Linked DNA regions of Homo sapiens: all the other regions are linked to region 1. A link is a contact called in ENCODE Hi-C or POLR2A ChIA-PET data. All regions are on one chromosome and are shown on one strand. The core of a region is the stretch at or near the end of the contact, and the rest is flanking DNA. Distances in the headings are between cores, read along the strand shown. Region 1 holds the start of HNRNPF (heterogeneous nuclear ribonucleoprotein F). Region 2 holds the start of CCNY (cyclin Y). Region 3 overlaps ZNF33A (zinc finger protein 33A). Region 4 holds the start of ZNF25 (zinc finger protein 25). Region 5 holds the start of ZNF33A (zinc finger protein 33A). Region 6 holds the start of WDFY4 (WDFY family member 4). Region 7 holds the start of CREM (cAMP responsive element modulator).

The links. A loop is a pair of places that touch in the nucleus more often than their neighbours do. ChIA-PET counts read pairs that join two places held with the same protein, here RNA polymerase II (POLR2A). Pooled maps may share reads with other maps.
Region 2: a pooled map shows a loop between it and region 1 (3-fold over the local background). The contact joins the promoter of CCNY here to the promoter of HNRNPF in region 1. A Hi-C loop is called at or near these places in 1 of 37 single-sample maps with no recorded cell type and 4 of 50 pooled maps. POLR2A ChIA-PET finds 5 or more read pairs at or near these places in 1 of 52 experiments (HEK293).
Region 3: a loop to region 1 is called in a map with no recorded cell type, with 6 times the contacts of the local background. The contact joins the enhancer-like site here to the promoter of HNRNPF in region 1. A Hi-C loop is called at or near these places in 1 of 37 single-sample maps with no recorded cell type and 3 of 50 pooled maps. POLR2A ChIA-PET finds 5 or more read pairs at or near these places in 1 of 52 experiments (CD8-positive, alpha-beta memory T cell).
Region 4: a loop to region 1 is called in a map of B cell, with 15 times the contacts of the local background. The contact joins the promoter of ZNF25 here to the promoter of HNRNPF in region 1. A Hi-C loop is called at or near these places in 2 of 168 maps with a recorded cell type or tissue (B cell and naive thymus-derived CD4-positive, alpha-beta T cell), 1 of 37 single-sample maps with no recorded cell type and 9 of 50 pooled maps.
Region 5: a map with no recorded cell type shows a loop between it and region 1 (22-fold over the local background). The contact joins the promoter of ZNF33A here to the promoter of HNRNPF in region 1. A Hi-C loop is called at or near these places in 2 of 37 single-sample maps with no recorded cell type and 7 of 50 pooled maps.
Region 6: a pooled map shows a loop between it and region 1 (6-fold over the local background). The contact joins the promoter of WDFY4 here to the promoter of HNRNPF in region 1. A Hi-C loop is called at or near these places in 4 of 37 single-sample maps with no recorded cell type and 3 of 50 pooled maps.
Region 7: a loop to region 1 is called in a pooled map, with 8 times the contacts of the local background. The contact joins the promoter of CREM here to the promoter of HNRNPF in region 1. A Hi-C loop is called at or near these places in 5 of 37 single-sample maps with no recorded cell type and 7 of 50 pooled maps. POLR2A ChIA-PET finds 5 or more read pairs at or near these places in 1 of 52 experiments (activated CD4-positive, alpha-beta T cell).

The regions. Positions count from the first base shown.
Region 1 is chr10:43,407,534-43,410,782 of GRCh38, forward strand. It overlaps HNRNPF (heterogeneous nuclear ribonucleoprotein F), which reads right to left and starts at 1,653. Exons shown (of 4, transcript NM_001098204.2): 1 at 1,598-1,653. RefSeq lists enhancers at 163-222, 363-412, 380-983, 423-762, 1,493-1,552 and silencers at 1,273-1,392, 1,843-2,072.
Region 2 is chr10:35,335,068-35,338,836 of GRCh38, forward strand. It overlaps CCNY (cyclin Y), which reads left to right and starts at 1,442. Exons shown (of 10, transcript NM_145012.6): 1 at 1,442-2,140. The coding sequence starts at 1,987. It overlaps CCNY-AS1 (CCNY antisense RNA 1), which reads right to left and starts at 1,357. Exons shown (of 4, transcript NR_186477.1): 1 at 1,153-1,357; 2 at 861-1,009. RefSeq lists a silencer at 1,068-1,807.
Region 3 is chr10:38,036,555-38,039,859 of GRCh38, forward strand. All of the region lies in intron 4 of ZNF33A (zinc finger protein 33A), which reads left to right. Among named protein-coding and RNA genes, the nearest start is that of ZNF33A, 28 kb to the left of the region's middle. Within about 2 kb of position 2,022, at least 6 of the 41 ENCODE cell types and tissues checked have a DNase peak (open chromatin) inside an H3K27ac peak, as active enhancers do.
Region 4 is chr10:37,974,415-37,978,198 of GRCh38, forward strand. ZNF25 (zinc finger protein 25) reads right to left here and starts at 2,233. Exons shown (of 6, transcript NM_145011.4): 1 at 2,092-2,233. It overlaps ZNF25-DT (ZNF25 divergent transcript), which reads left to right and starts at 2,341. Exons shown (of 6, transcript XR_930830.4): 1 at 2,341-2,591. RefSeq lists enhancers at 1,117-1,206, 2,247-2,476 and a silencer at 1,797-2,206.
Region 5 is chr10:38,008,947-38,012,197 of GRCh38, forward strand. It overlaps ZNF33A (zinc finger protein 33A), which reads left to right and starts at 1,729. Exons shown (of 5, transcript NM_006954.2): 1 at 1,729-1,837. RefSeq lists an enhancer at 2,252-2,431.
Region 6 is chr10:48,683,227-48,686,762 of GRCh38, forward strand. WDFY4 (WDFY family member 4) reads left to right here and starts at 1,647. Exons shown (of 62, transcript NM_001394531.1): 1 at 1,647-1,775. RefSeq lists enhancers at 569-648, 1,579-1,878, 1,897-2,437 and a silencer at 869-918.
Region 7 is chr10:35,125,112-35,128,517 of GRCh38, forward strand. It overlaps CREM (cAMP responsive element modulator), which reads left to right and starts at 1,735. Exons shown (of 8, transcript NM_183011.2): 1 at 1,735-2,082. It also overlaps a transcript of CUL2 not described here. RefSeq lists silencers at 1,623-2,142, 2,203-2,342 and an enhancer at 2,703-2,772.

The sequences.
Region 1 (3,249 bases), core at 403-2,902:
TCTGCGGTTGGGGGAGCCGGGCAGCCGGCGCAGCAGGAGCCGGGCCCCGTCCACAAGTTTCCTACGAGCAGGGCGGAATCGACGAAAATACTTAATACAAACAAACAAAAGGAAAAAAAAAAGGACGACTAAGCTGAAGAGCGCGCACGAGTCAGATTTTCACCCCAAATACAAACACGATACCTCTAGGAGCAGGAGACCAATACAGGGACCGCGCTCCGAGGACACGCGGCGCAGCCGAGGAGGAAAAAGGGCCCGGGGCCGAGAGCTAAGGCTACGGGAACCGGGCGTGGGAGGAGGGCGGAGCCAACTCCCCACAAGGAAGTCTTGTGCAACTCTCAGGCGCCTGCAGCCACGTGAGCGCGCGGCTTTCATTTTACTCAGGTATTATTACTATTATTACTTCTTTTGAGACAAGGTCTCATTTCCGTCGCCCGGCTGGAATGCAGTGGCACAATCACTGTCACTGCAGCCTCGACCTCAGAGCAAGCGACCCTCCCGCCTCAGCCTCCCGAGTAGCTGGGACAACAGGCGCGCGCCACCACACGTGGCTAATTTTTTTTTCTTTACTTTTCAGTAGAGACAGTCTATGTTGCCCAGGCTTGTCGGGAACTCCTGGGCTCAAGAGATCCTCCCGGCTGGGCCTCCCACTGCGCCAGGCCTGTTCTCACTTTCAGAGCCCTCCGGCAGTCGCCAGCTCCCCGCCAGGGGGCCGGACTAACGCACCCGGCCGTCCGTGCCTTCCCCGCGCTTTCCTGACTCCAAAATCTCAGCCCGCGGTGCTCACCGCGTGGGACCACTGTCTGGGCGTGCGGCTCTCGACCTCCGACGCTGCGTCTCCCGATCCCAGTGGGTCCAGTTCTTGCCGGTCCCACGTACGGGCCCCTCGACCTCGAATCCCGTCACCCAAATCTCAGCGCCACGGCCCCTCATTATGTGCAGTCCTCGCTCGGTCCCAGGTTTGCGGCGCTTAAACTCAGATCGCTCTTCCCTGATCCCAAATCCCAGCCCCAGCCCAACGATCCCCACCCCAATAGGCCCAGTCCCCAGGTAGTCCGGGTACGGGGCCCTGGACTTCGGATAGTCTCCCTAATCTCAAATCCCACCCCCCGTCCCCACCCCCAGGGGGACCCGGTCCCCGCTAGGTCCCGGGTGTGCGGCCTTCGACCTCGGAGACTTCGGCCGCCCCTCACCTCGGCCTCCGAGTCTCTACACTCCCGCTCTCATATCAGGCACCCCGGTGGTCCCTTGGAGCACCTAGAGGAGGGTGGGACGCGGGGAACTTGGCAGTTGTAGCAGAGGCAGTTGAGGCTTGTTGACCATCACCATGGAAACCCCCGCCTGCGAGCACGGGGCGGAGCCTACGAGGGGCGGGGTCAGGCGCGCTGCCGGCCCCAATCCTCAGCGCCTGCCCGTCGAGCGCACGCGGCTTTGCCGGAAGCCCTCCTGCTCCCGGCGAGCCAGGCCCCGACTAGGCCCTACTGCCCGGCTCAGCCCTTTGCCCTGGACACCAGGAAACAGAAGCCCAAGGAGCCCGCGTCCCCACCCCCTGCTACCTGCCGGCGTGACAGCGATTCGGTGGCCCCCCGAACCCCACCTTGAGGAAGACGCGGCGCAGTCCTGCTTCCACGACGGAGCCGGAAGGACGCAAGGACCGCGGCAGGGCGGAGTTTCTGCGTCCGGCGTCCGGGGGCGGGGCCGCGACGGCGCATTGTGACGCGCCAGAGCTGAGCCGCCGGTTGGCCGGCTGGGCGCGGAGCAGAGCCGACACGGCTGGCGGGGGAGGCGGTGGAGGCGGACAAGCGAGGACGTTTCTGGAGAGGAGAAGGGAGGGGAGGGGAGGGGATAGGGGGAGGGGGAGGAGGAGGAGGGAGTGGAGCGGCGGGAAAGATCCCTCTGACTGCCCCTGAGGCCCTGGAGGAAGGACACTGGTGAGCCCCGCAGGACACTGAAATGTGCGCCGAAAGGACGCCTGATGGAAGACTAGGATGGGAAAAGGAAATGAGAGCCGATGGCAGGGCGTGGTGGCGCAAGCCTGTGGTCCCAGTAATTTGGGAGGCTAAGGCGGGAGAATCGCTTGAGCCCGGGAGGTCGAGGCTGCAGTGATCCGTGACTGCTCCATTGCGTCCAGCCTGGGCGACAGAGCGAGGCGCTGTCTCAAAAAATAAAATAAGGAAAGTAGTACACTGAAGGCCGGGCGCGGTGGCTCACGCCTGTAATCCCACCACTTTGGGAGGCCGAGGCGGACGGATCAGGCGGTCGGGAAATCGAGACCATCCTGGCCAACATAGTGAAACCCCTACTAAAATACAAAAAAATTAGCCAGGCGTGGTGGCGCGCGCTTGTAGTCCCAGCCACTCGGGTGGCTGAGGCAGGGGAATCGCTTGAACCCGGGAGGCGGAGCTTGCGTGAGCCGAGATCGCGCCACTGCACTCCAGCCTAGCGACAGAGCGAGACTACGTCTCAAAGAAAAAAAAAAAAAAAAGGTACACTGAGTACTCCGGAGACCGCCTAAAGGGGTCTCAGAGCAGGGCGTTAGGAGGGATTTGTCAGGTTGAAGTTGCTCAGGTGATAAATTCCGTGGTGTGAGAAGCCCCCAAACCTCAGAATGTAACTCAGACCCAGGTCGAGGGCAAGATTTTCAGTCACAGAGCACCTGAACACACAGATTTGGTGGCTAATGGCTAAGCCAGGGACAGATTTTCTTTCTTTTCTTTTTTTTTTTGATGTATTGTAGGGCTAATAATTGTAACCATTTTATTTTGGTGGATCTTCTTCATGAAGAGATGATGTCAAGGCACTCATCACAGGTTAAGCTGAACATTGTTACTATTGTTATTATTTCCAGACTGAGTATCGCCCTGTCATTCAGGCGGGAGTGCAGTGGTACAATCACGGCTCACTGCAGCCTCGACCTCCTGGGCTCAAGCGATCCTCCTGCCTCAACCTCCTGAGTAGCACCACCACTCTCGGCTAAATTTTGTATTTTTTGTAGAGGCGAGGTTTCGCTGTGTTGCCCGGGCTGGTCGGGAACTCCTGGACTCAAGCCATCCGCCCACCTACGCCTCCCAGAGTGTTGGGATTACTGGATTGAGCCACGCATCTGGCTGAACGTTATTTTTTAAATCACCAGAGAAAGTAAAGGAGTGCTCAAAATAGTGTCAGATGATGAGTGGGATGATTGTGATGAAGGAAGGAGTTTGTTAAAAGAAAAAGCTAGTTCCAAGAAAGAGAATGGAAAGAGTAAAG
Region 2 (3,769 bases), core at 192-2,691, 8.1 Mb before region 1:
CCCCCCACCCCACAAGACTCTCCTCAAGACTCCTTCAGTAAATATTTGGAAAAAGGGTGGGAAGTTTGTTTCTGCCACCTTATATTCTTCCCAATAAAGGCAAGAAAAGTCAGGGATGGCTGGCATTGTGGGCGTCGGGAGGGAATGCGAACCAACATTTACTCTACTTCTCTCCCAGCCAGGCATGTTCACATACCTTGATCTTAGTCAACTGGCCTAAGTTAACTTGTTCCCAACATGACAAAACCCGATGGCATTCTAAAAGCAAAGCAAAGCAAAGCAAGGGCAGTCGATGAGTTGTGTTAACTTAGTTTTCTATCTCATGTTAACCTCCAAGGAACTCAAAACAACTCCACAGCGAATTCAATATTAAAATAGCTCTGGGACCCCAAGATTTATTTCACAGCTTAAAGCAAGGTCACTATCAAGTCCTCGGCAAAGCTCAAAATACAATAGAAAACTCCCAAATCAAGCCCCAGCTTATTTAAATGCTTAGAAAAAAAAAATAGCCAGGTGCCGTGGCTCATGCCCGTAATCCCATGGGAGGAGTCCAGACGGGAGGATTCCTTGAAGACAGGAGTTCGATACCAGCCCGGGTTACGAAGCGAGATCCCATCTCTACAAAAAGTTAACACACACACACACACACATTCACCACCTTAGCCTGGCTTAGTGGCGGGCGCCCGTGTTACAAAGGGAGATCCCATCTCTACAAAAAGTTAACACACATACACACCCTACCTTAGCCTGGCGTAGTGGCGGGAGCCTGTAGTCCTCGCTACTTTGGAGACACACACACACACACACACCCGTAGTCCTCGCTACTTTGGAGACACACACACACACACACACACACACACCTTAGCCAGGCGTGGTGGCGCGCGCCTGTAGTACCGGCTACTTTGGAGGCTGAGGCGGGAGAATCGCTTCAGCCTAGGAGTTCGAGGCTGCAGTGAGCCGAGATTGCGCCACTGCCCTCCAGCCTGGGCGACAGAGCGAAATCATACCTCTAAAAAAATAAATTAGAAAAATAAAAAGACAAAAAGAGCCAGCCCGGTTTCGGAGAGGCAGGTGCAGCCTCAGCGCCCTGGGCCTGCGTCCCCGACCGGGCCCTGGCTGCGCTCCCGCCCGCTGCGGGCCCCGGGGACGCACCTCGCATCCCGCGCTGGGCCCCGTTCCGTCCAGCCCGGGGGAGTGGAGGAGGCAGAGGCCGGGTGGGGAAGGGCCTCCAGAAACCGAGCTCCCGACGACGTCTCCCGCGACCCCAGTGCCCGAGAGAGGAGCGGCCCCCGGGAGCGATCCCACAACCGCGCGGGGCTGCGCCGCCCCGAACCTCCCCGCGGCCGCCGATCTGCTTCCAGGGCAGAGGGAAGGGGCGGTGACGGGGCGGGGCGGGGGCTGCGGCGAGGGCGGGCGCCGCTGGCGAGGGAGGGCCGCCAGCATCCTCCCTGGCCGCGCCGCACCGCGCCGCGAGGAGTCCGGGGGCTGCGCCCACGCCCGCTGCCCGCCCGCTCGTCGGCTAGTCCCGCCGTCCGGCGCGGACACGCGTGCCCCCGGCTTGAACCGGAACCTCTTGCCGAGGCGGCCGCCGTCGCCGCAGCCGCCGGGGAAGCGGACACCAACTGGGGAAGCGCGGGGGGGAGGCGGCCTGCGCGGCGCCGCCCGCCATGGCCGCGGCGGGGTGAGGTAGGCGCGGCGGCCGCAGTCGCGCGGACCCGAGCGCTCCTCCGCCGCGGATAGGCCGGCCGAGGGGGAGCCGGGGCCGTCGCCCGCTCGTCGCCGCCGCCGCCGCCGCCGCCCATGGCGAGGCCCCGCCGCCGCCGCCGCTGCTGACCCGGCGGCCGGCCGCCGTTCCGCCCCCTCCCGTGGCGGCGAGCGGGCGGGCCTCCCCACACGCCCCCGCCGCCCGCGCCCCGCGTCCACCCGCGCCCCGCTCCCGGGGACTGGGAGAACAGGATAGCAGCAGGAGTCGGGGGGCCGCCGAAGATGGGGAACACTACCTCGTGCTGCGTGTCGTCCAGTCCCAAGCTCCGGAGGAATGCCCACTCCCGGCTGGAGTCCTACCGGCCAGACACGGACCTGAGCCGCGAGGACACGGGCTGCAACCTGCAGCACATCAGCGACCGGGAGAACATAGACGGTGAGTGCGGCCCGCCGAGCCCCCTACCCGCCCCCGCGGCAACAGTCGCACAGCCAACGTCGGGGCGGCCCGGCTGCTCTTGCTTGCCCAGCCGGTCTCGGCGACCCGTGCATAACCGGGGCTTCGCCCGCGCAGCCTAGGCGCCCGGGGCCCCGCAGCCTCTGGGCGTACCCCTCGCTGGTTACCCCCAAGTGAGCGGCCGCGGAAACTTTGCAGGCCCGCGGCATCGAGCACGGCGGGCCTAGGGCGGGTGTGTGCGCGTGGGTCGCGAGGTGACAGGAGCCGGCCCTCGTCCTTAATGGAGCGGCCAGAGCTGGGTGGGGGCGGCCCGGGAGCTCGGGGTTCCCGGCACTACCTGAATGCAGCCCGAAGCCAAGTTGTGCACGCGTTTGTCCTATAAAAGCGAAGTGAGTGGATTCCCATTTTGGAATCCCGGTGTCTCCAACCTCGAGTTGGAGAACCATGTTGAGTCAGTTCCCCGGAACCTTACAAATGGACTCCACTTCCCCCGTTCCCATTCTACCGTTTTTTTTAAAAAATGATTTTTTTGAGTGGCGGTTCCAGGATTAGTCAAATAGCTTCTCCCGAGAATGCTCTTTAAAAGATTGTCAGACACCTTTGGGTTAAGTCTCAGTTTTTGCATGGGCCCGAATTGCAGTCCTATGAATTTCTGATTTATTCAGGTGACTTTTGGTTGGTCTGGAGTTTGCAAAAAGAAAAAAAGCTAAGACTAATTACTGCACGCAGTAATGTTTTATTTATTTTATTGGTTTGGCAACATATTTATTAGCACTGTTGCTCAGTGATAACGACAGAGGGATATTTATGCATCATGCTTAAAATATAGTTTATAGAATTTTCAACTGAAAAGATTTGAAATTGGAAGTATCTTTTTATGACAAGGTGATTTTTTTAACCCAAACATCTTCTCATAGTTAATCTGGTTGAACTAATATGAAGAAATTTTTGTGTGAATGAATGAACACAACTTCATAATTCGTTCCTGTCCACTTTAGGATGGAAGATTCTCTCCACTGTGGAAAGGCCACATTTAAACTTTGCTAAAGGAAAGATTTTTCTCGTTTGTCTTCGTGTAATTTCTTCTAAATGGTAGTTTAATCTTTTTAGGAGAGCATCTTTATTAAATGAGTGCCATGTATAAAGGGAGTAACACAACGTCTGGTTTCTAGTACGCGCTTAGTAAATTATGGTTCCATATGACGTGTCTAGTGTTGTTATTTTAGATTTCCATTATTTTAAACATACGCTTAGATGTCTTTGAACTACAGCCATACTTTCTTCTTAAATTTATGCATTTAAAGGCATCTAGAAGGATGAAGGCCAGATCGGTCTTGATCACTTTCACAGCCTCTAGCACCTGAAAGAAAAGTCTAGCATATAATAAACAGTAAGTATTGTACTTTAAAGGGAGGAATAAATGAATGAGTTTATTACAGAAAGCCATTACCCAGTCCTATACTATGTTGACAGGCGAAAACATTTGGAAATAATGTCTTCTTTATGATGTGCAGTAAATTTCCTTTTTATGTTGTGCAGTATCTAGCGGAGGCTTTGTTTTGAATGATGGATCAAAAAAGAAAAAAAAGAAGATTTACATTTCTTAGAGCC
Region 3 (3,305 bases), core at 772-3,271, 5.4 Mb before region 1:
GATAAAACCGAGCAAACTAGGAATAGAGAGGAACTTCCTCAACTTGGTAAAAAAAAAATCTACAAGAAACCTACTGCTAAGAGCATACTTAGTGGTGAAACACTGGATACTTTCTCCCTAAGATAAGGAAACAAGATGTCCTGTCTCTTCACTCTTACTCAACATCTCATTGGAAATGGTAGGTAATGCCATAAGACAACAAAATAAGAGGCATACAGATGGGAAAGGAAGAAATAAAACTTTCTTCGTACAGGCATGATTGCCTAAGGAGAAAATTCTAGAGAACTCCCAAAACTATTAAGTCTTTGTAGCAAAGTTGGAGGATAGAAGCTTAATATAGAAAAATCAGTTCCTTTTTTCATTATGTAGTTGTGTTATTTGTCCTTTTATTGTTGAGATGTAAGAGTTTTTTCCATATTCTGTTTAGCAGTCCCTAATTACATACATTATTAGCCAATATTTTTCTCCCATTTGTGGGTTGTCATTTTATTGTCTTTGTTCTTGGTAGCAAAAGAGTTTTTCATTCCATGAAGTCTAATTTGTTTTTTCTTTTGTTGCTTGTATTTTTGGTACTTTATCTAAGAGGGCTTTATCTATCCCCAGGGCATGAAGATCCACTCCTGTATTTTCTTTAAGTAATGGCTTTTAAATGTAGACCTGTGATCCATTTTCAATTAGTTTTTGTATATGGTGTGAGGAAAGGAATAATTTTGATTGTTTTGCATACAAATATTCAGTTGTCTCAGCATCATTTCTTGAAAAGGTAATTTTTCTTTTTTCTTTTTTTTTTTGAGAGGAAGTCTCTGACGCCCAGCCTGGTGGGCAGTGGCACGATCTTGGCTCACTGCAACCTCTGCCCCCTGGGTTCACGCAAGTCTCCTGCCTCAGCCTCCTGAGTAGCTGGGATTACAGGCATGCGCCACCATGCTTGGCTAATGTCTTTGTATTTTTAGTAGAGATGGAGTTTCGTCATATTGGCCAGGCTGGTCTTGAACTCCTGACCTTGTGATCTGCCTGCCTCAGCCTCCCAAAGTGCTAGGATTACAGGTGTGAACTACTGTGCCCAGCCGAAAAGGTGATTTTTCAACATTAAATTGTGTTGGCATCATTGTTGAAAATTAACTGAACATAATATATAGTAGTGTTTATTTGTGAACTCTCAATTTTATTTCATATGTTTTCCTCTATGCCAGTATCATACCATCTTGATTATTGTAATTTTGTAGCAAATTTTCAAATTGAGAAGTGTATGTCTTCTAACTTTCTACTTCTTTTTTAAGATTGTTTTGATTATATTCAGTTCCCTAAATTTCCACATGAAATTTTAGACCAGCTTGTTAGTTTCTCCAAAAAGGCAGATGGGATTTTGGTAGGGATTGTGTTGAGTTTAGGTATTAATTTGGCAGTTATTGCCATCTTAACCATATGAACACTGTTCAGTGCCTTTCCATTTATTTAGGCTGTCTTTAATTTCTTCTATCATTGTTTTGTGGTTTTCAGACTATAAGCTCTGTATTTCCTTGATTAAAGTTATAAGTATTTTATTCTTTTTGATGCTATTGTATATGGAATTTATTTTATTTATTTACTTATTTGAGACAGAGTTTTGTTCTTACTGCCCAGGGTGGAGTGCAATGGTGCGATCTCGGCTCACTGCGTCTCAGCCTCCCAAGTAGCTGGGACTACAGGCACATGCCACCAAGCCTGGATAACTTTTTTGTATTTTTAGTATAGATGAGGTTTCACCATGTTGGCTGGGCTGGTCTCAACCTCCTGACGTCAGGTGATCCAGCCACCTCGGCATCCCAAAGTGCTGGGATTACAGGCTTGAGACATTATGCCCGGCCAGAATTATTTTTAAATTTTCATTTATGATTTGTTTGTTGTTAGTGAACTTGCACCCTGCAACATTGTTGAACTCTTTTATTAGTTTTAATAGTGTTTCAGCAGATTCTTTAAGATTTTCTATATGCATGAGTAGTCAACTGCAAATACAGATAGTTTCACTTTTGTTTTCAATCTAAATTCCCCTTCCCCTTGCTTTTCTTGACTAGAATCTCCTGTGTGATGTGTAACCAGCAAGAGGACATTCTTGTCTTCTTTTTGTTCTTAGAGTAAAATCACTGTACCTTTCATTATTTAGTATGATGTTAGTGGTGGACTTTTTGTAGATGCCTTTAATCAGGCTGAGGAAGTTTAACTCTATTCCTGGTTTGCTGATTGTTTTTATAGAGAAGATGGTCATTGGATTGTGTTAAATGCTTTTTCTCTGTATACTGAGATGATCATGTGGTTATTGTTTCTTTTCTCCTTACGTGGTGTATTAATTGATTTTCAAATGATAAACCAAATTTGAATTACTAGGATAAATCACACTTGATAATTGTATGTAACCCTTTTTATATACTACTGGATGAAATTTGCTAGTATTTTGTTGAGGATTTATATGTCTGTAATCATGACACATGGATCTGTATTTTTTTTCATGTCTGATTTTGGTACCAGAGTAGTAGTATTGGGATCATAGAATGAGCTGGCAAGTGTTTCTTCTTATTTTCTTGGAGTTTTTGAGTAATTGATAATTCTTTTTAAATGTTTGATAAAATTCTCCAGTGAACCCTTATGGACCTGGGTTTTTTTTTTGTTTTTGTAATGGGAAGTTTTCTTGTCTGTTTTTTGTCTTTTTTGAGACAGGGCCTCACTATATTGCCCAGGCTGGAGTGCAGTGGTGCAGTCATGGCTCACTGCAGCCTGACTTCCCAGGCTCAGGCAATTTTCCCACCTCAGCCTCCCAAGTAGCTGGGACTACAGGCATATGCCAGCACACCCAGCTAATTTTTTGTGTTTTTTTTTTGTAGAGATGGGGTTTCACCATGTTCCTGGGCTGGTCTTAAACTCCTGAGTTCAAGTGATCCACCTGCCTTGGCCTCCCAAAGTGGTAGGATTACAGGCATGAGCCACAGCATCCCACCTGTAATGGGGAGTTTTAAATTTACAACTTCAATCTTTTTACTTGTGTAGGTCTTTTCAGATTTTTCTTTTTCTACTTGAGTTGGTTTTAGTTGTTTTTGTTTTATGGATTTTCCCATTTTGTTGAAGTTAAATAATTTGTTGGCATACATTGTTCATACCATTCTTTGTAATTATTTTTATTTCTGTAAGAGTACTAGTAATACATCTTTAATCCCTACTTTTAGTAATTTGAACCTTCTCTCTCTTTTTTTTCTTTTTCAATGTCAGTCTAGCTAGAGGTTTGTATATTTTGTTGATCTTTTCCAGGAATCAGCTATTGTTTTTCTGTTCTC
Region 4 (3,784 bases), core at 983-3,482, 5.4 Mb before region 1:
GTCAGAAAACAAAAAATTTGATTTAAAAAAATTGAGCAAATGATCTGAACAGACATTCCACAATAGAAGACATACAAATGGCCAATAGGTATACGATAAAATCTTCAACATCATTAATCATCAGACAAATGCAAATCAAAACCATAATGGGATATCATTTTACCCCTTAAAACAGCTATTATAAAAAAGGCAAAAAAATAACAAATGCTGGGATATAGAGAAAGGAGAACCCTCATACAACCTTGGTGGCAATGTAAACTAGTACAGCCACTGTGGAAAACAGTATGGAGGTTCCTCAAAAAATTGAAAACAGAATTACCATATGATCTAGCAATCTCACTGCTATATATATATCCAAAAGAAGGGAAATCCGTATATTGAAGATATCTCTGCACTCCCATTTTTATCGCAGCACTATTCACAATAGTCTAGATACAGAATCCACCTAAGTACCCATCAATGCATGAATAGATAATGAAAATTGTGGTATATATACACAATGGAATATTATTCAGACATAAAAAGAAGGAAATTTTGTCATTGCAGCAACAAAGATGGAACTGGAGGGCATTATGTTACATGAAATAAGCCAGGCACAGAAAGACAAATATCATGTTCTCACTCATACGCAGGAGCTAAGATAGTTGATCTCATGAAGATACGATGTAGAATGATGGTTACCAGAGGCTGCGAAGGGAAGTAGGGAGTGAGGAATGAAGAGAGGTTGGTTAATGGGTACAAAAATACAGTTAGGTAGAAGGATTAAGTCCTAGTGTTCAATAGCACAGTATGGTTACAAGTGTTAGCAATAATTTATTAGCTATCAGAATAGCTAGAAGATTTCGAATATTTGCAACACAAAGAAATGATAAATGAGGCGGTGGATATTGTAATTACCCCGATTTGATCATGACACATTGTATGCATATATCAAAATATCACATGTACCCCACAAATATGTACATTATGTACCAAAAAAAAAAACTAAAATAAGCAGCAAAAACCACTTCCAGCTAGCATGGTGCTTACGAAATGCCTAAGCTCAGTTATCAGCCAATGAGAGGCATTATAAGATCACCACCATAAAATGGAGGAACTGATGAACTGCAGTTTTCATCTTTAAAAAAATTTTTTGTCCCATTTCCTGTCTTTAGAAACTAGCCTCTGGGCTGGATGGGATTCCCAGCTTCTCCTGTAAAATGCAAAATTGAGGGCTCAAATTGTGGTTTCAATTTACACGTTTCACAGTCCTCTGAGAAGAGACTAAGGTTGGAGGATGCAGGAAGGCCTTAAATAATTCACCTTTTGACTCAAGTGCTCTGAAGATTCCCCAAGCATTTTTGGAAACAGAACACTACCTGGTTGAGACTGGGTTCAAGTACACCACACAGCTACGTTCTGGTGGTGCTCAAGGGGCAAATGCTGTGCTAAATACAAGTCAAGACTGGATTTTAGTGTGGCAAGGCGCATTAACTCAGAGGAAAAAGTGAGGATTTACATCCCACCTGCTAATACTGTGGGTAAACGGATTTCTCTCTCTGAATCTTTAATAGTCACATTTATTTTAATAGAGATGGTTAAGTCGAAAGGATGGTTACGATGATTAAATGAGCCAATAATGAAAACAGCATGTTTTGTAATAATAGAAGCAGCTCACCTTTATTGAGTCCTGTATCATACTTTACATCTATTACCCTATTCAGTACCCAAAGGCCCCCATCATTTGCCAGATGCGCGTCGAGCCGCACTGGGACCACCTACAGACGCTGGACCAGAGCCCACGTCCCTGCGGCTTTGGAGCGCCGCGTCTGCAGCGGCCAGCGCGCCTCACATGGCGGCTCCGGTCACGTCACACAATGCGGCTGCTCCGGGCGCCCACTGCCCAGCACCGCAGGCCTCCTCTGGCCGCCCCTCAAGCAGGTCGCGCAAACGCCATTCCGGGCAGGGGCGCCAGCGCAGCCAGCCAACCTCCCCACCAGGCGGCTCCCACCCAGGGCCCTCCGCGGAGGCCGCTCCGGGGCCAGGAGGCGGCTTCCAGGCTCGAGACCCCGCCTCCCAGGCCCTGCCCGCCCGCAAAAGCCTTCGACACACCTGCAGGGTCTCGGCCTCTGCTCCCGGCCCGCGCCGGGCCCAGGCCCCGCCCTTTGCGGCCCAGCCCAGACCCGGAGGCACCGGAGTCCTCTCCCCACCCTAGGGCGTAAGACCAAAAAAACGCCAATGCCAGAAAGAAGACACTGCACATGCGCAGAACGTTTCCCTAGCCCTACTCCAGAACTACGCTTCCCAGAAGGCCCGGCTGCGACTCCATCTTGGATGACGTCGTGAGGCGCGGCCGCCTCCAGCGGCCTGAGTGATTGCTGTCGGGTTTCCGGGAGAGGGCGCTGTCCTTGCTCAGTGATGGCCGGAGAGCTGCACCCTGCACGTCTGGGCTTGAAGACAGAAATCCACCGTGAGGTGCTCCAAGGAACACTGATGGGCAGTTTTGTTAAAGTGATTGAACTCCGTGGGTACAGGAGTACGTGGAGTAATGAAGGATAATGCCCTGTAACCGCTTCCTCTTAGGAATGCTAGCTTTCACAATTGTGCAAACGGTACGCGAAACGTAATAAACTACAAAATATGTATAAGCTAAAACAGAAAACGAGTATACCACTTCCCAAAAGCAAAAGCGCTTAATGTTAGGTGAACATCCTTCTCATGAATTTACACAAATTTTAACCTAATGGTATAGAGTATCATGACTATCATTTCACTAAGGAATATATATAGTCATCCCTCCTTATCCTGGGGGTGCATATCTATGGATTCAACTAAGCTCAGAATGAAAATACTTAAAAATTCTATCTTACTGAACATGTACAAAGTTTCCCCCTTGTCATTATACCCTAAACAATACAATAAAACTATTTACATAGTATTTACATTGTGTTAGGTGTACAATTAATCTAGACATAATTTAAAATATACAGGAGGAGGTGTGTAGGTTATGCAAATATCAGGTTATTTTCTACCAGAGACTTGAACATCCCTGGATTTGAGTAATCCAGGGAGGTCCTGGTACTAATCCCCCGCGGATACAGAGAGAGGACTTGGCTGTATATGTAAAACAAATTATATATTTCCTGGTCAATAACTTTATTACATTAAAACATGTAGAATCATCTAGAAAAAAACGTATATATTGTCATGTGTATAAACACACATATATATACATATAAAAATATGCGCACATAATACACACACACACACCACCTTTCTGGATGGGAAGTATTGAGGAAATAATTTAAAATAAAGCCTCTTGCCAACCCAGAAAATTCTCTCCACAGATGGAGAAAAGAACAAAACAGTTACATTATTGAATAAACATTAAACCAGACTGCGATGTGCGTCACAGGCAACCCACTAATGAGTTTATGAAGACAGGAAGAACTATCATTTTTTGTATTAGCCGGTCTGGTACAACGCATTCTATTTCCTCAAGGTAAAAATAACTTGTCCTCAAGTAAGATGACTGTACAGCAACATTTGCTATGCATAATTCATCTGAAATTCACCTGATAATTAGGGTAGCCATCAGTGTTAGTTAATTGCCATTATGCAAATGAAAAGTAAAGTTTCTGGTATCTCTATGACACGCAGGTAGTTAACCGCGGGTAGCCAGGAGCCTAGGAGTTTACCACAGAGGCAGGGAGATGGGGTGCAATCTTCCTTGATGCTTACATTTCAAAGACATGACCCAAGGCCATTAAGAAAGACCTTCCTGGGTTGTTAAACTAGCAAGAAG
Region 5 (3,251 bases), core at 479-2,978, 5.4 Mb before region 1:
TTTTTTTTTTTTGAGACGCAGTGTCGCTCTGTCACCAGGTTGGAGTGCAGTAGCGCAATCTTGGCTCACTGCAACCTCCCCATCCTGGGTTCAAACGATTCTCCTGCCTCAGCCTCCTGAGTAGCTGAGACTACAGGTGTGCACCACAACGCCCCACCTAATTTTTGTATTTTTAGTACAGAAGGGGTTTCACCATGTTGGGCAGGATAGTCTCGATCTCTTGACCTCATGATCTACCCGCCTCAGCCTCCCAAAATGCTGGGATTACAGGCGTGAGCCACCACGCCTGGCCATATTTGCATTACTTTCAATTCTCATAATGGACTTAAAAAGTTTTGCTGGAATGGAGTTGCTTATTTTTCTCTATTATAAAATGTGACTGATATTAAATTTATAGTTTCTGTCTTTGGCATCACATCCCTTGTTGTTTTTTTTGAGACAAGGTCTCACTTTGTCACCCATGCTGGAGTGCAGTGGTGCCATGATGGCTTACTGCAGCCCGGGGCTCAAGTGATCCTCCAACCTCAGCCTCCTGAGTAGCTGGGATCACAGGTGCCTGCCTACATGCCAGGCTAATTGTTATTTTTAGTTTTTTGTAGAGATGGGGGTCCCACTATAGTGCCCAGGCTGGTCTTGAACTCCAAGGATCAAGTGGTCCTCCTGCCTCCGCCTCCCAAAGTGCTGGGGTTACAGGTGTGGGCCACTGTGCCTGGTCCACTTGTCAATTTTCAAAAATTTTTACTCTTTTAGTGGTTTAAATGTTTAAGTATTGTATACATGTGAGATTTTATCATGTGTGATCTATGTATATCTCTACATTCCAAATTGCTCGGAATGACATGCTCTTTGGAATACTCCATTCTTTCCCTCACTGTTTTGAAATGCTGTATCTACTACACATTAAAGAATACTCTTAAGCTGTCTTATTTCCATGGAGCAGGTGCCAAACTACTTTGAATAGAGCAATATTATATAGATAGATGTAGATAGATACAGATATTCCTTAGGCATTTTTTTCCTGCTTTTTAAAATGTATACTGGCTGTTCATTTGGGTTTTTACTTATTCTAGATAAAGTTGAGAATGCTTTTGTGAAGTACAGAATACACTAAAGATCAAAGAGAAAAAATACATAACAAAAATTTGTTGATATTCTTTTAGGAATTTTGTCTTCCTAAGAAAGGTACAGATAGACTAAAAGTATTTCCATTTAGTCAAGCAATTTTAATGTCACAGAGGAAATCATACGTGACATTTATTTTCTTCTTTCAGATTATGTCTAGTTCCTTACTGAGCTACAATTTCCGTTTATTGCTTTAACCATTTTGATGAAGTAGCTTTCCGGCCGCACCTTCCCCTTTTTTCCCCCGCTCCCAAAGAACCGCTGATAGCATGAAAGTCTTTTAAACTGTATGGACGAGATCTATTTCCTAACATTTAAACGGAAAATGACACGCAGCGGTCCTTTCCTTGAGCGTCTGCGTCTAAACTGCCCACAGACCTCCCCCGCAGTATATCCCTTTGGAGTGCCCCGGGGAAAGCCAGGGCTGCAGGCAGTTCCAGCACCAACTCAGACCGCATCTGCCCACTGCCTAGCGGGGCACTTCTCTACCAATCCGAAGGGCTGCTCGCCCGGCCTCACGGGAAAGGTAGTTTCCAGGTAGGGCGCCAACAGCATCAAGCTGTGCGCGTGGGCTCTGCGCATGCCTCGTCCGCCGGCTACGTCTGCGTTTCCGCCTTTCCTTTTGTTTTTCTCAGGTTTTGCGTGGGAGGCGGTCCCGGGATTTCAAGGGTCTACGCGCTTTTCTATGGCGAATGCAACCCGACGAGGGAGTGGGGTAAGCCCCAGTGGGTTGGGCAGGGAGAGAGAGGGAGCCCCGCGCGACTCCTGGGGCGGGCGGCAGGGGGCCGGTACCAAGTGGTGGGGAGGAGGCCCGGGGACCTCATAGGGGAAGGCGGGGACGGCGGGGCTGCAGCGTGTGGGCCACGACGCTAGGCCGGTTCCTCAAAGGCGCGGCCTCTGTACGGAGCAGGGTACGCAGCGTGTGTCGCCCCATTTGTGGGGGCCGCGGAGGAGGGCATGTGCGCTTGCGCAGTCCGCGCGCTGAGCCTTGCGGGAGGGGCAGTTCTCTTGTCTAGCCTGTGCGCGTGTGCTAGGGCGCCGCGGTACGTGGGCGGGGAAAGGCGGGTGCAGTCGCCCGCCAGACCGGCAGACTCGGTTGCACGTATTGCATTCATCCTCTTTAGGTTCCGAACTGACCTCCAGTCAGGTCCATCACTGCATCTTGGTATTTGCTGTTCCTCTGTCCTGACTTGATCTTGCACTCAGGAAAGATCTTCAAGAATTACCTAATTTTGGCCTGGCGCGGTGGCTCTCGCCTGTAATCCCAGCACTTTGGGAGGCCGAGGCGGGTGGATCACCTGAGGTCAGAAATTCGAGACCAGCCTGACCAACATGGTGAAACCCCGTCTCTACTAAAAATACGAAAAGTAGCCGGGCGTGGTGGCGCATGCCTGTAATCCCAGCTACTGAGGCGGAAAATTGCTTGAACCCGGGAGGCGGAGGTTACAGGTAGCCAAGATCGCACTATTGCACTCCAGACTGGGCAACAAGAGCGAAACTCCGTCTCAAAAAAAAACAAAAACAAAGAATTACCTAATTTTGCCTCATTTGTTAGAAGAAAAAGATTTTTTTTGTTTTTTTGTTTGTTAAGGTCACTGACTTGTTCAGGATCACAGTTAGTAGGGAAGACTAAGTCACATCTCCTGACCCCTAAGCCAGTACTGTCTACTTTTCCACACACATCAAAGCAAGTTTAAAATATCCCTTTGAGAAATAGCAACAAAGTTAGATGAAGAAATTAAAACTGATTTTTTCTTTGAAGCACTGCCGCTTATGGCTTTCTGTGGAGTCACTCACCAGAGGTTAAGTAACATTACTGGGAAAATAGATAGCTTAGTCCTATTTTTTACAATGGTTTTAGTGTTAATGTTCCTTCATTAAATATATTGTTAACTTGTTTGGCCAATATTGTCATTATACTTTTTTTTGTGAACACCGAGGGAGATTGAAATCCTTAGGAAGCAAATATTTACTTTCACCCGGTAAAAAATCTTGTGCCCAAGAGCTACATAATTATGTTGGAGTTATTCTTTCACCATTTCTACCGCCTATTCCGAAGTGTTCTTCCACCATTTCTACCCCCTATTCCAAAGTGTCAGAGGACATTGATACTCTCCCAGAGGAAGCAT
Region 6 (3,536 bases), core at 397-2,896, 5.3 Mb after region 1:
AGGCTGAGGCAGGAGAATGGCGTGAACCCCGGGGGGCGGAGCCTGCAGTGAGCCGAGATCGCGTCACTGCACTCCAGCCTGGGCGACAGCGAGACTCCGTCTCAAAAAAAAAAAACCTCTCTTGCAAATATTATTTGATTTGTTCCTTCTAACAAGGCATTCATTCATTCTGCAAATAAGATGTCAATTATCTCAGTTAAGATAGTGAGAATTTCAACCTTGAGTTTCTAGCTCTGAATTTAGTGCTCTTTACCTGCCTGCTGCTGGCTACCCGGCAAGGTGCTGGGGTGGGTAGAAGGTAGGAGACCTGGGTGCAGGTGGGCCCTCCAGCAGACTTTGCGAGATCCCACTATGACAGACTCTCCGCGCTTCCTCTGGGCATTCACAGGCATGGGGTCCTGGCCTGTCCCATGCTGGCCACCCTTCCTGCCTCTGTGGAAGTTCCTCTGTCTAATCCGCTCTTACCATAGGCCTCTGATTTCAGGCAATATCTTCTTGTAGATTTTATTTATGATTTCATTGGTGACAATGACGAGGGGTTTTCATCATATACAACAAACACTTCACTGCAAATTCTCTAAGGTTTTCTCTTTCCCTTGGCTGGCACTGCATGTATCCTTTCAATTTCTCTTTTCTTTTCTTTTTTTTCTTTTTTTTTTTTTTGAGACGGAGCTTCGCTCTTGCTGTCCAGACTGGAGTGCAGCTGGATAGATCTCCTATTTTGGCTGCTGTCTACTGACAAGTTTGCACTGGTGGAGGTTGAGGTTTTGTGACAAATGTTATTTTCCTCTTTAAACCAATCTTGGAGCTTTACTCCATGTCATAACAAGTGATGTTGTTGCTGCCTCTCAGTCAGTCATGCATGGTCCACTGGTTTTGTGAGCTAGAGACAAGCGATGAGCTGCACTGAGGATCAAGGATCAGGCATTAGCGCTAACAAGTGCCCTTGCTCTTTGGCAAAATTCTCCTTTTACAGAGCACAAGCAGGATTGTGTGTGAATGGACATGCTTGTTTGTACTGTGGAGATGACGTTATGGATAGGTGACATGGATAATTCAGCCTAGTTTATATACTCAGAGGAATGAGAATTTGGAGTCTGAGTTTCAGAGACTTCCATTCTATGGTTTTAGATGTCCTCTCATCCTTGCCTCAGTGTTGGCCGCAGGAGGACTCCCCTCATTGGTGGTTCAAGTTCTATCTGAGGATGGGGGAGGAAGAAATCCAAGTGGGCAACTCTGAGCTTGGTGGGGTGAGGGCTGCCCAACCCATGCCATGTCCAGGGGTGCACTTAAACACACCTCTGATTAGATTCACCTAACACCATCATTGTTCTCATTTTGCCAGAGGCCCAGAGAGGAGAGGTGTGCACCAGTGGTCACACGGCTAGTGAAGAGGGGACACAGAATCCAGACCTACTCTTCTAGGGCTGGGCTGTACTTTCCATTTTGTCCTTGGCCCCAACCAGCACCGCTTGACCACGGAGGCTGCACAGCCAGCCCCAAGGGGCCTTGCTGCAGAACCCAAGTCACCCGCCAGAACTCCAGCAGCTCCGTGGTCGGCTGGAGAGTGGGCAGAGTCAGGCATCTGCCGGCTCTCCACTTCTGCTTTCTCCAGGAAATGAGCAGAGACCCAGCTCCAGTGATTCAGAGTGAAACGGCGCTGAGGACTGACGATGTGGGGCCGGGTCCTCTTCCCCCGAGCCTGAGGGGCTGCAGCTGGGGATAGGGGGCCCATGCCTTCTGATGTCTACAGGCGCTGACGGCCACCCCTCCAGGTAGGCCACCTTGCTCTTGGCCCAGCCAGGCCAGCCTAGAGGTGGGCATATGGGCGCCGCCTGTCAGCGTGGGGCCTACTGGCTGCCTCCTGGGAGGCTGACTATGGGGCACATGTGACCCAGTGCCTGGTTTGGGTTTGTGAATGTGGGAGAGGAGGTGAGCTGGGGAGCAGGAAGTGTGTGTGGCGTGGGGGGCCCATGTGGTCAGGGCCACTCCAGGGCCTGGGTCTGCCTGAGTGTGTGTCACTGCTGAAGTTTGGGAGTCAGGCTGGGCTCCAGCAGCACTCCTCGACCTCTGACGGTAGGTCAAGTCCTTTCTCGGGGTCCTGCTATGAAGGGAACCCTGGGAAGGGCTGACACGGGCTTTCCTGGTTGTCGAGGGGGCGGAGAGAGCAGGCCGACAGGACAGTGAGGCTCGCCCTCCAAGCTCCCTCATAGGCCTCTGAGGAGTGCAGAGTTGGAGGGCCATTTCCAACGGGCCTCAGAGGGAGCTGGTCTATCCCGGCCCTGTCATTACTCCACTGGGTTCTGGTAAGTAGGTGCCTCCCTGGGCTCACTTCCCTCATCTGAATTATTACAGCAAACCATTGAAACGCCTGCATTTTCTGCCTAAGCAGGGCCACCTGCTCAGTAAGGACTGATTCTTCTTTTCCCCTGAAATGAAACTTCTAGAACACTAAACCGATCCTTTGTCCCAACTCATCTAAAGTGTGGGGGGGCTGGTTTGATAACTAAGGGCTCTATGCATTACCCTTTCCATGGAGCACACTAATTTTAATATGAGTTTATGTATAGTCATTCATTTAGTTATTTAACAAATAGGTATTGAGAAACCACGCCCTGCCAGGCTCTGGTCAAAGCGGACAGGGGTCTACGGTGCTCAGCAGGTGGGAGAATAGCAGGTAGGGTGGGGGTCTTGGGAGGGTGGGGATGGCTCTAGTCTTCTGAGAGGGGACCTGTGAGGGAGGCCGAGTCCTGTGGGTTTCTGAGAAGTGTTCTTGATAAGGGTCTGGAGGAGGAGACCTCGTGGAGGTTGGTGTGGCAGAGCCGGGTAAGGGGCATGCCTGGGGTTCTGGCCAGAGAGGTAGGGAACAGGGTCAGGTCAGGGAGGCCCTTCCTGTCTGTCCATCCTGAGCACATGGGCTATTCTTTCATGAACTTGGAAAGATTTTCTGTGTTGAAAGAAAAGAAAATTTCGGCCAGGCGCAGTGGTTCACGCCTGTAATCTCAGCACTTTGGGAGGCTGAGAGGGGCAGATCACCTGAGGTCAGGAGTTCAAGACCAGTCTGGACAACACGATGAAACTCCATCTCCAAAAAAAAAAAAAAAAAAGAAGGAAAGAAAAGAAAATTTAGAAAGACCATAATAAGATAGAAGTAATAAAAACAGCATAAACCCTGTGTGCTGACACCTTAGATTTTTTTAAAGATCAGCATCATCTCTGAGGTCCTCTTCATGCCCATCTTTCACCTTCCCTCTTCAGAAGCAGCAACAGTCCAGAATTTTGGGTTTATTGTTCCCTTGCTTCTTTTTCTAATTTTACATCCCATATTTAAATCGCTATATATGTATGATTGCAAGTTGTTGAACTCTGTAAACATGGAATTAAATATTCTTTTAAAATTTGCCTAATTGGTTCAAAAGTTTGTTTCTGAAATTTCTTCATATTGTTGCATGTACCTGTAGATAATTAAAGTTTTCTGCAGTACAGTATTCTATTAGATGAGTGTACCTCAATATATTTATCTGAGATGCTGTTGA
Region 7 (3,406 bases), core at 485-2,984, 8.3 Mb before region 1:
TAAGAGGATATGACACTTGCCCACAGCTAACAAGCATACATTTAAACCCAGATCCAACTGCATGGTTTTTAAGTCTATTACATCTTACAGCAAGGGTATAGCAGAGGCCATGAACTGATGGGCTTGTAAGTATGTGTATCTCACCTCCAGTATTGATCTTTGTAAAAAAACAGATGAACAAAAAAATATGGTTTGTGCTTTCTGAACTTTATAATTAAGACTACATACATATGGGAGTAAAATACTGGCAAGAAAGGAAACCGTAGAGCAAATACTTTGCAAATAAGAAATTGCCATTCCTTTGATTCTTTTTGATTCATATGAACTCCTGTTACAGAGACAATTGTTGTGGATACATTCCCTTTGACCTACGAAAATTAGATTTGAACAAAGGTTCAGATTGGATTTAGATTAAGTCCTGCTCAGTGAAAATTATGAAAACACTCTGACACTACAGTAACTGATATGAAATAATAAATCCTCACTTAACATTGTCAATAGCTTCTTAGAAACTGGTTTTCAGTGAAACAACGTACAATGAAACCGATTTTTGTTATCATCAATATTATAACGAAATGAAAACAACACTGAATGAAAATTTTTTTGTGGACCTGCTGTAAGTTGTTTGGCTTAAAGCCATGATTTCTAAGAACCTATCGTTAAGTGAGGACCTACTGTACTCTATAACCATGCTGCTATTCTTTATTCCTGATATCCCATTACTTTTTTTATTTTTGAGATGGAGCCTCGCTCTGTCACCCAGACTGGAGTGCAGTGGAACGATCTCAGCTCACTGCAGCCTTGACCTCCCAGGTTCAAGCGATTCTCCTGCCTCAGCCTCCCAACTAGCTGGGACTACAGGCGTCTGCCACCACTCCTAGCTAATTTTTGTATTTTTAGTAGAGATGGGGTTTCACCATGTTGGCCAGGCTGCTCCTGACCTCAGGTGATCTGCCCATGTCTGCCTCCCAAAATGCTGGGATTACAGGCGTGAGCCCCCGGCCGACCTTTCTAATCTAAAAAAAAAAAAAGAGATGAAGTCTCACTGTGTTCCCTAGGCTGGTCTCCTGGGCTCAAGCGATCCTCCCACCTTGGCCTCCCGAAGTGTTGGGATTACAGGCCCGAGCCAGCGGGCCCAGCATGCGGACCATTTCCAGTCAAATACTGGGATAAACTGCAATAAATGACCCTAAGAAGCAGGTGAATTGTCTCAGGAGCTCAAGCTTCTTTTGGAGAAGGACTCAACCAGCTGTGACTGGCTGTGAATATGGAGGAAAAGGGCCACTAGTCAAGGTATGTAGATAGCTTTTAGAAGTCAGAAGAAGCACGCCTGCAGTCCCAGCTACTCAGGAGGCTGAGGCCGGAGGATCGCTTGAGCCTGGGGAGATAGAGGTTGCAGAGAGCCGAGACCACGCCACTGCAGCCCAGCCTGGACAGAGGTGAGACGCTCGCGGACCTTAGCTTGGGGTTGGCGGCGTTAGGAAGAAACCGACCTCGAGACCCTGAAGACCTGACAACAGCCGTTACTCTGGCTGACAAGTCATTGGATTTCTGGCGCACGCGCGGCGCGGCACGGGCAGCTTCCGGTTTCCAGCCTTGCCCCCGCCCCTACCTTCCGCCCCACCTCCAGGCTAGTTCCTCCTCTTGGCCCCGCCCCCTGACCTTCCTTCTCCCTATCCCTAGGCCCCGCCCCCTGACCCGCACCTTCCCGCCGCCCCTCCCCGGTTCCATTTCATTGTTGGATTGTGGCGCTTCACTCCTGCTGGCGGCCGGCAGGGGGCGGAGTTCGAGCCTGGATTTTTTTCCTCGGGGCCTCCCCCGGGAGGCCGTCCCGGCGTGGGGGAGGGGAGGACGGGGCGGGAGGACGCGGTTCGGTCGGCTGCAGCGCTACTTTTGGTCCGGGGTCGGCAGGGAGGCCGCGGCTACCGCATCACAGCTGACGTGAGGACTACGTGGGGCCGCTGCCGGCTCCGGGTTGCTGGGCGGCGGCGCCGCTGCTGAGCGGCGGTCGGGCTCGCCGTCTCCACCTCCTCGCGTCCGTAATCAGTGACGAGGTCCGCTACGTAAATCCCTTTGCGGCGGGTAAGTGGTGCGTCGGCTCCGGCCCCGAGACCCAGCAGCGGGCGACGCGGCGCAGGAGGTGGAGGTGGAGGCAGGAGGCGGAGCGGAGCCGGGTGCGGTGGAGCAGCAGAGGCCGAGCGGAGCCGTGGGCGGCGGGCCGGGACCCCGGGGCCGGGCCAAGGACTGGCGGGGCAGCCGCGAGTTCACCTGACGCGGCCCCTCGCTCGGCGCCCCCGAGGCCGCCGGCTCGCCGCCCCACGCCCGCTTCGTGCGCTCAGCTGCCCCGGGACCCGCCTGCCTCCTCGCGAACTTGGGACGAGTTGGAAAATCCTCCCTGAGAGAGCCGTGCGGCTCAGGGGAGCGGTTTAACTCGGAAAAGGAAAAGGAATCCAGAAGTAAGGACCTCGGATTTGAGTGCCCCCAGCGCCTCTGCCCCACTTTACGAGCGCAGTTTAGACGAAAGCGGACGCAGCCCGTTTTCCCCCAAAACCTGGGCCGGAGGGCCTCGCAGCTGAGTCATTCGGTCCCGGGCGCGGGCAGTCTCCGGAGTGGGAAGGGCAGAGCCGCGACCGCTCTCGGAAGGCGCATTTTCCCTTCTGCCTGAGTCTTGCCTTTTTAGGGCCATCTGGTAAGGTTTCCAGAGCCTGTTGAATCTGGGGAATAAACACATTATTAAACATACTTTTTTTTTTTGAGACGGAGTCTTGCTGTTACCCAGGCTGGAATGCAGGGGCATGATCTCGGCTCACTGCAGCCTCTGCCTCCTGGGTTCAAGCGATTCTCTTGCCTCAGCCTCCCGAGTAGCTGGGATTACAGGCATGCGCCACCACGCCTGCTAATTTTTGTATTTTTAGTAGAGATGGGGTTTTACCATGTTGGTCAGGCTGGTCTCGAACTCCTGACCTTCCACCCACCTCGGCCTCCCAAAGTGCTGGGATTACAGGCGTGAGCCGCCGCGCCTGGCCTCAGCATGTTTCTTGATCCTGTTGCGTTTTATTTGTATATCAGATACCTGAGTTTGAAATCACTTAGGGGTTTCCTGCATGCTGCTCAGTGAAGCAGCGGTGAGTTTGTAATCACATTTTAAGAAATTGGGACTTACAGGGCCAGTCTCAAAGTGTCACTGAAATTGAAAGAGCTCCTTTAACACTGTGGCTTACGTACGTGACTCAGTTTCCTTTCTACTTAATTTGCCGGGCAGATGAGGGTGTACCTTTCCCTTGAAACAAAGATCTAGATTGAACAGTGAGAGGTCCGCTGTGAACATTGCATCAGATTACATGAATAAACCACGCTGTTTTTTATTTGTTGTTTTTTTGTTTTTTGCTTTGAGCGCCACGTTTTT